3 separate regions of the Homo sapiens genome follow, and all the other regions are linked to region 2. Evidence: chromatin loops called from intact Hi-C (ENCODE). Cell type or tissue: PC-9. All regions are shown on one strand. Each heading gives the region's core, and the rest is flanking DNA. Links, peaks and the distances in the headings are about the cores only.

Region 1 (3,060 bases), core at 411-2,910, 210 kb before region 2:
TATTTTTCTTCCCTTTACTTAAAATTCTATTTTCTGACCAGTTGAAGAGTCCTCCTGTCCTAACTTGGTTCATTAAAAATATCAGTTTCTTTCCATGGCCTCCAAAATTTTTTTTTAATTTGAAAAATTTTTACCTCATTTCTGAAAGGACTGTCTCCTGAAAACATTCCCACTTCTGAGTGCTTCCTATTTTAGGAGAACAAAAGTTCCAGCTTTCAGTATCCTTAGAGCACACCACTCTCTGCCTCAGATGGACCCAAATTCTCACAAAAACAAAAGAGAGACATGGGATGAGACAACGAATTCTCACTTGGCCTCACTGCCAGACTTGTATACAATCCTCTCTGATGTCTTCTAGATCTTGGGCAGCTTGAACACTTTCTTTATTGTATATATTTAAGATGTACAGCACAATGTTTTGATATACACACATACAATAAAGTGATTACTATAGTCAAGTAAACTAACATATCTATCCTCTCACATACTTACTTTTGTGTGTGTGGTAAAAGCACCTAAAAATCTCTCTTAGCAAATTTCCAGTTTGTAATATTTTTAGCTGTCTTCCTCACGTTATTCATTAGATCTCTACACCAATTCATCCTATATAACTGCAACTTTGTCCCCTTTAACCTACATCTGCCCATTTCCCCCATCCTCCCACCCCAATCGCCATTATACTCTCCATTTCTATTTATTCAGTGTTTGAAAAGATTTCGTATATAAGTGAGATCATGCAGTATTTTTCTTCCTGTGGTCTGGTTTCCTCAAATGTCTTCAACACAAACTGTATATTTGCTAAATAATGCTTTGTGGTCCTGAGTCAAATATTATTAAAACTTGATATGTTGGGAATTCCAAGCCAAGAGGAGAAATACTTCTAGACCTCTCCACAAGCTGGTATGTCTTCAAATGGAATAAAAAATGTAAGTAAAAACTTATTTGAGGTCTATATGGAATGTATGATTTTCTTTGGAAAATAATCATTCAGACAATTACTTATGAAGAAATCTCTTCAATGCCATCTTTGCTAGTAACTGCTGGGCTATTTTCCATTCCCACCTCCAATATTAACATACCATGACATACAATTCTATAGAGCCAAAAAGATATTCAAAAGACCCCAAATAAAAGAACTTGAAAGTCAAAAGGGGACCAATTCTTACAGAATATTTTGATAATAAATGTAATTCCAGACACACAGACTCTTTAGGGACTTAAAGTCCTAAATCTCTAAGATTATAAATGAGAAAACTGCAACCTGAGATATTATGCCAATTGTCTAAAGTTTTTAGTGGCAAGAACCACTTATTTATTTCAACAAACATTTACTGAACATCTACTCTATAGCTGGCAAAAGAAGACATTTTGGAATAAAGAAATGCAAGACACAGTTCCTGCCCCCACCTCCGGTTGTTTACAGTCCACTGGGGATACCTACCTAGTGAGCAGAGACACAGAGTGATAGGCTCTTTGATAAAGGCAGTCACAAGGTGAGGCCCCAAACTCACAGAGCAAGAAACCAGAACAAACTTTCTGGAAGGGGTTTGTCCTGAGCTGAGTCTTGATGAAGGTGAAGGAGCTGCTTAGGAAAGAAAGAGATCAAGAGAAAAGGGCCTGGCTCTCTAGGTCTTTCCGCATTCACATTAGACTAGTCCGCTCTTAAAATGTTTTGGTTTTGAGTTTGGTTTTGTCCGTGAATTATTTTATCTCTAGGTCAGAACATAGTGTTAAAGGAGTGAAAGCCACACCAGACACCTTAAAATGTCTCACACTAACCACAAGGGGGAGTAGGTTAAAGATGGCTGAATTCAGGTAACTCACTCATCACCATCACTAAAATCCACCAGTAAGTAGCCTAGTGTTGCGGGGCATGGGCCGAACCTCCCTATAAAGGCAGCTTTGCTTACTGAGTTATTCATTTTATCAATCTGTGTACTTTTCAACAATCACTTTAACATGTAGGCAGAAAATAAGAAATATTCAGTAAAAATATGTAAAACAAATTTATTAATTCAAGTATTTATTGAGTTCCTATTATTTGCCATGTAGATATTACAATAATATTCTAATCATATATATAAGCCTTTGTAAAGAGGTTTACGGCTTTAATTTTTTCCTCATTTACTCATTTGTTGCTCTAAGCCTGAATTTGGAGGTGTTCAAAGACTAGAAAGACAGGCATAGACAAGGGTATGTCGATGTATAGAGAATGGGAGAAGGAGGGAGAAGGAATGGTTTGAAAGTATCTTCAGAACAGGCTGCATAAGTGACAAAAGTTTTCAAAAGTGGGGTTTGTGGATACCTTAAATTTGTGTGTAGTGCCACAGTTTGTAGAGTTGGGAAAAAAAAAAAAGAGTTGGAGGATGATGGTCAGAACTCACCATTTATTCATTCATGGTAGATGTGGGTTCTTCCCTTTCCTCTAGGCTCTAAACAATTGGTTATCTTTGGGACCACTGAAAGAAAGATCACATTTCTGATCAAAATTTAGGATACATGGTCTGCCACATATAAGTGTTTTTATAAGGAAAATGGGATAAACATTTAAAAGCAGGATTGTCACTTTTTTGTCCCTTTTCAACGTTAAAGATGTCAAAATAAGAACATCTTGGTGAGTCCTCTGGTGAGATCTCTCTCTCTCTCTCTCTCTCTCTCTTTCTCTCTCTCTCTCTCTTTCTCTTTTCCCCTCTTGGCTCCCAGGACTAAGAAAAGGATAGATCAAAGGGACAGTAAATACAGCCTATGCCTGGAAGACTTAATATCATAGCTGTTTTGTTGGGGATGGAATCTGGAGGTTGCAATAGAGTGAAAGGAAAAATGATCTAGGAGTTAAGACACAGGTAAAATTCTGGCTTTGCTGCTAAATATCTGGATGTGTTGGGCAAGTCATTTAGTCAACCTAGGCCTCAATTTCTCTATCTGTAGGAAATAATGATGGCTGAAATTTGTTAAACATGTATTATGAATCTATCAACAGTTCTTAGAGGCTTATTTGGAGGGGGATGAATAGATCAGTGGTTTTCAAACTTAACTTTATGCAAGGGAATCCTTTCGTAA
Region 2 (3,060 bases), core at 392-2,891:
GCAGTGGCGCGATCTTGGCTCACCACAACCTCCGCCTCCCGGCTTCAAGCGATTCCCCTGCCTCGGCCTCCCGAGTAGCTGGGACTACAGGCACACACCACCACACCCAGCTAATTTTTTTGTATTTTAGTAGAGATGGGGTTACACCATGTTGGCCAAGATGGTCTCAATCTCCTGACCTCATGATCCGCCTGCCTCGGCCTCCCAAAGTGCTGGGATTACAGGCATGAGCCACCGCGCCCAGCCTTTGCTCCAATTTTTTAAAATTCCCCAAGTGTTATAGGAAGAAATGTGACATTTTTATCAAAAGGCTACCAACTTTCATATACTTTTACCAAAGTCTCAAATGTGATAAATTGTAATGATTCACAATGCCTATGAGATGAGTTTTTCTAAAACAGGCTCGTTCCAATACCCCGCCCCCATTACTTTCTAGTTACAATGACAAACTGTGCCCCACATTTCATCTGAACAATGAGACTCATGGAGAAGTTCAGCTCATTACTAGGACCTTGCTCCTAACTTCATTGCATCCAGTTCCTTGTAAATAATGAGAAGTGAACTGCAGAGTGAGGGCCATTTCCTCCTCTTTGTGATGAGCTATGGTGACTGAAACTTTTGGATCCTTCAATAGGCAGACAGAAGGGTCTGCTGTTACCCCATCTTCCCAGAGAGGAAATTCTGTCTTTGTTCCTCTGGTAGAACATCTTCACAGGGCTCTAAATAGGCACACGGGCATGTGACTGCTAGCACACGCACACGTGCACACAGTAGGTTTGATTGTCAATAAGGTTCAGAACAATTATATGGCCACTAGAATTATAACTTCCAACTACTATGAAATGAGAAACCCCCAAATAAAAAATAACAGGAATAAGGCTACCTGACCACCTGTGAATATTAACTATATCACCCCCAAATTTCTAAAGTTACAAAGAGGGAACTTTTAGAAACTCGAGTTTTTAAAGGGGTTTTCCTACCCCCTTTACATGGAGTGGGAAAAATCTTTCAATTTTGATGGAAAGAGAAATCTTCATTTTGAAATTAAACTTTGAAGTTTGAAAATAAAAGCAGAACCAATTCGCAGTTCAGAAAGGGGATGGTTGGAGGTTAATCAGCCTTTTAAAGAGCTCTGTGGGACTGCTGACCCGGATACCCTCAGTACACTTGGAGAAGAAGGATCAAAACCATGCTGGCCCCATAACAGGCATGGACCTTGGCTGTCTCTGTGTGTCAATCTCACACTCTAGGCCAGCTTCAGCCACTCAGTGTTTCACTCTGTGTATGCCTGTCTGTGTCTGTGTCTGCTTTGTTCTTCCTCTTTCTTTCTTCTCCTTGTTGTTTTGTTTTTTCCTATTTTTCTCTACTTCATCTTTCACATTCTCTAACTGGCCATAGTGTCACCTGAAAATTTTATTTTTTTTAATCTGGCTCCTGCAGGATGAAAATATATTTACTTTTTAAAAACTTATTTAAAATATACATGTTTCCCAGTTTTAATTTTAACAGATATTGATTTGAACACATTATGGCTCTCTTCAAAAATTGTGCTTGTTTTGAATTTGTATGTGATCTTTGATCTATGAAGTTTTTGGCCCTGTGAGTGGCTTATTCACAAGAGAAAAGAAAAAAAAAATTCTCCATACTCCTGATTTAAAGAATTGCTCAAATTCAATATAAAGCTCAAAATATGGGAAATACTTTAGTTTTGTTTTGTCTCCACCTGGTGGTTGTAAGTCAGAACACAAGCCCTTAATGGAACTGGAAAAATAATCACTTCAGTGCCTCCCTTATGTATATGAGATCAAATTATTTAATTAGAAAATGTTTTCAAACTGGAAAAAAGGTAATTATCACAAAAACTTTAAAAACTGATCTACGCCTTTCTTTCTTTGTTTTGCTTCCTTGTAGGAGCCAAGAATAGAGAAACTTCTTAATTTTCAAATTTCTTTCTGGGTTTACTTTCTACCAGGGGCTGGTATTTTCCCTAACCTCCTATCTTCATCCACCACAGCAAAAAGCTGCCGCCCTCCAGTCCCCTGGCTCCCCCCACTCCAGATGCATTCACAGTTTTTAGTGTAGATTCCAAATTTGGAACTGAAAAACTCACAGCCTTGAAAGTCCTACTATTGTAGCAATCTTATTTTGTTAAAAACACAAAAAAATGAACAAATAAACAATACCCAGCAGAACTCATGAAAGCCCATCACACTTTGAGCTATATACTGCATAATGAGACTCCAATGTTAATTTCTCCCCTCATCTATTATTTTTTCTGATATGCAGTATTTTTTCACTCTGCAAATATGTTGAATGAATATATTAAATATAGATGTTTATGATGCTTCTATAGAACCTTCTCATAGAATCTTATAATGTGTCTTCACACTGCAATTATTAAACAATTAATTTCAGTTACAGTTATTGTTATTTTTGGTAGTTCGTGTTCCATGAAGTTGCAAATATTGAACCACTGCTTTTAGGGGAAATATACGGTTAGGATCTTGCGAACCTCTGGTCACATTTTCATCAACTGGTCAATACACAACCTTGTTTTAGGTGTGTTGCCATTAAAGAATTTCATTATATGTATATGTGTATATATACATATGTGTATATATATATACATATGTGTGTATATATATACACACACACATATACATATAATGAAATATATATATAAAATGAAATATATATATATATATATTTTAGATGGAGTTTGGCTCTGTTGCCCAGGCTGAAGTGCAGTGGCACAATGGCAGCTCATAGCAACCTTCGCCTCCCAGGTTCAAGCAATTTTCGTGTCTCAGCCTCCCAAGTAGCTGGCACCACAGGCATATGCCACCACGCCTGGCTAATTTTTATTTTTAGTAGAGATGGAGTTTCAGCATGTTGACCAGGCTAGTCTCAAACTCCTGACCTCAAGTGATCCACCGGCCTCAGCCTCCCAAAGTGCTGGGATTACAGGCATGAGCCACTGCGCCCAGCCTAGTATATATTGTTGATTCATTAACAATGAAATCATGGCCAGCTCATACCTGAATGAAGCTTATCTAACAT
Region 3 (3,060 bases), core at 411-2,910, 180 kb before region 2:
AGGTAATGTCTCCCAGCTCCACACTTTTAAGCTAATACATCCACTGATATCCCCCTCCCCTTTCCTGCCTCTCACAGTCCTTGATCCTCTTGAATGCCACCCACTCCAGGAAATATTTTCCTCCTGTAAGTCTCCTCTGTATGCTCAGACTTTCTGTAGACACTTCTCCCACAACCCACGGCTAACTTCTTCCAATATTATGGGATTTGTGACCTATGCAACCCTTACTTTGCCTTGCCTTGGAAGCCAATTGAGTCACAACACTTGTATTTTCCATGCTAGTGCATAGCCTGGCACATGATAGGAACTGAATAGAGTGGATTCAAGTGGGCATAAAAAGCCACACTAGTCCTGGCCCAACTCACCTTCTCTACTGTTTCCGATTATAGGCGGATCCTTGTTTCTGTCCCTCAACCCCTTACAGTTTCAATCCCCACAGGAGCAGTGTGGGGTCTCAGCACCAACTACATCCCTCACTCTACCCAAGGCTCCCTCAGCCTCTTGGAGCACATAAAACTCCTTCTGATAGATACTCAAGTTCTATGGCTAACTCTGAAAATAATGAAACCTCTTTCATTCTGTTCTTTGAGCACTAACACTAGGCCATGCACCCGGCTGCAGAGCATCATTCCCCTTTTCTCACATGCCTCACCATCCACTGGTCCCCATCACAGCCAAGGCACTTATGAATGACAGAAAGCAGCAAGGCTTGTTGGAGAGGGAGAAGGGGTGAGGTTAGAGGCAGGAGCAGCAGAATCCCTGCAGCAGATCCAGCTCACCAGGCCTGATAGAGATGTCAATGGGCAAGAGGCCGTCTCTGCTACACGCATATCCCTATTTTGTGGGCAAGGGCGTTCCATCACCATAGTTTACTTTTCTCATTTATTGGTTCCAACCTGGATTAAAAAGCTAAACCAAAGGGTGTGTAAATAATTTTATCCTAATTTACAAAGTTTGAATTTACATTTCCCTTGTTATGGAGGCAAATTATTGAAAACTGAATCAGATATGGAGGGCAAGGGAGCACTCTATTAAAAATAACCACGTGGCGAATCTATTTGTAAAATGAATGGTCACATCATAGTTTACTTGTTTTTAAGTTGAGGATTTTTGTGCACTGGGTTGTCTTCTAAAGAGGTAAAAATTTTTGTTAGAGATATGAGGTAGTCTTTGAAAAATAGCTCTTTTCTTATTACAAAAGAAACAGATGTTCGTATAGCATAAGTGTTTTAAAACACAAAAGAAAATACTTGTAAGAATCTGTTATGCCTCAGTCATGGAAACCACTCAAATGATATCTGAATGAAGAATAAAATGAAAGAGAAACCCCCCATATTCCACCATCTAGAGGTAACCACTGTTAACTTGGCGGTATCTATCCTTCTAATATTTTTCTGTGCATATTTCAAGTGTACTGCTGTTTTATATGCTGTTGTTTTCACTTGACAAGGTGTCATAAACATTTTCCAGATCACTAGCTGGCTGCAAGGTACTCCCTGCTCAGCTGGATCAAATCTAACTGTATCTCAAATGCTGACCCACAGGCGTCCTAGCCAAAAGAATGGGAGGGAGCATTCTGAATTAAGCCCCTTTAAATGGATTGAAAATTACACTACATTAACACTTTTTTGTCCCACCCAAAAGTATTAAGCTGTCAGAGAAAAATTCACAGCCCTAGCAAAAGGACTGCTAGAGCCAGGCTGTGAACACAGTCCCAGCAGCAGGGCGTGTAGCCTGTCACCTGTCACCTGCCCTGCTCTACCTGTTGGGTGACCTAGCTTTTTCTTTTTTTTTTTTTCCTTTGCTTTGCTGTTTTTTTTTTAGACTCAGAAGTTCCTTTAAGCCTCTGGCCGTTGGAGGAGCTGATGGCAGCTTGACTGGGCCTCTGCCAACCATGAGGAAAGAAAAAGTCCCATTCATATTGTCCCTTATCACTGGGGGCTGAACCCCATAGATAAATACTGGTTTCCTCCCTCACTATGTGTCACGGATTACATACTCACAGTGTTTCAACTGAACTCTGTGATTGAGAGGGGACAGTTCTTTCCCAGAAGCACTAAATCTGCTTTGGGGGTCCCGCAAGGGGGCTCAAAGACTGCAGTATGCCAAGCAGGCTGCTGGGTCCAGTCTTTCATGTTATTCTGTTACTAGGTATATACAGTTTAATGTGTATACCATATGCACAGGAGGCATGCAACTCAAAGCTATCTTTCCAGGGTGATGTTCAGAAATAGTTTATATTCATGGATAAAGAGAAGAAAAAGAAGCTACAATAAATAAGTGGATCTAGCCTGCTCCTTGAGTATATTAAGGGTTACGATTTCCTTAGGTTTGGTTAGGTTTTCCTTATGGGAGCCAAACATCTTGGTTACTGCCATTACTAGCGATGTGACCATGGGCAAGCTCCTTAACTTCTTTATCACTCAGGTTCCTCAACTTTATAATAAGGATAATAACTACTAGTCTATATTTCAAAGTGGATGTTTTCCGTATTGAATTATGCAATGTGTACAAACACTCAGCACAGTAGTTAGCCATAAGCACTCCATGAATGTTAACTATTATTATTGTCATTGTAATTGAGCTCTTTGTTTTCTTATAATGGTAAATTATGGGTGTCTTATGATTTGGGATTTCACCTCAGGACATATATCTTCTAGAGAAAAACACATAGACTATATTCAGTTAACCAGGGGATCATCCTACAGACAGGTGAGAAGGCATAGACTAGTTTCTGTGACATAAACTAGAAGAGAATTAATGAGGTGGTTGAGACCAGTCCAATGTTATTTGTAAACTGACCCAGTTTAGCAGTTTAATAAGAGGCTTGATTCTGAGGCTTAAATGAAATTTAAGAACTACTTGTGGCTTTGCTTTACCAACCCAGTTTTTGTTGCCCCAGTAACTCAGAATGTCTTGCTCCAGAGCTGCTGCCAGCCTCAGAGAATGTGGCAAATAGTCGTTGCTGACATGCATATCCTCCCCTCTCCTCTTTCTAGCACACACATCTTATGCTGCCCACCCACCTGATGCTCTGTTCTTACCAGTCCTACCAGTTCT

The links. Hi-C counts contacts between places; a loop is a spot of excess contacts. Peaks named below come from ENCODE experiments on the same cell type or tissue, not always from the same donor. Only the 100,000 strongest peaks of a DNase experiment are listed, where the experiment ranks them.
Region 1: it touches region 2 in a loop (7-fold over the local background); 78 of 110 quality-filtered maps call a loop at or near these places.
Region 3: a loop joins it to region 2, with 5 times the contacts of the local background. A loop is called at or near these places in 9 of 110 quality-filtered maps.

Annotation. Positions count from the first base shown.
Region 1 is chr3:150,284,960-150,288,019 of GRCh38, forward strand. All of the region lies in intron 2 of LINC01214 (long intergenic non-protein coding RNA 1214), which reads right to left. Among named protein-coding and RNA genes, the nearest start is that of LINC01214, 37 kb to the right of the region's middle. In PC-9, for the core only: CTCF peaks have their summits at 1,780 (motif pointing right) and 1,981; no DNase peak of the experiment used is centred there; H3K27ac peaks cover 524 bases.
Region 2 is chr3:150,494,043-150,497,102 of GRCh38, forward strand. No RefSeq gene overlaps it. Among named protein-coding and RNA genes, the nearest start is that of SERP1, 51 kb to the right of the region's middle. In PC-9, for the core only: CTCF peaks have their summits at 1,736 (motif pointing left) and 1,938; no DNase peak of the experiment used is centred there.
Region 3 is chr3:150,312,971-150,316,030 of GRCh38, forward strand. All of the region lies in intron 1 of LINC01214 (long intergenic non-protein coding RNA 1214), which reads right to left. The region is part of intron 1 of LOC107986141 (a long non-coding RNA gene); the gene reads left to right. Among named protein-coding and RNA genes, the nearest start is that of LINC01214, 9.2 kb to the right of the region's middle. In PC-9, for the core only: no CTCF peak of the experiment used is centred there; a DNase peak (open chromatin) is centred at 1,831; H3K27ac peaks cover 1,017 bases.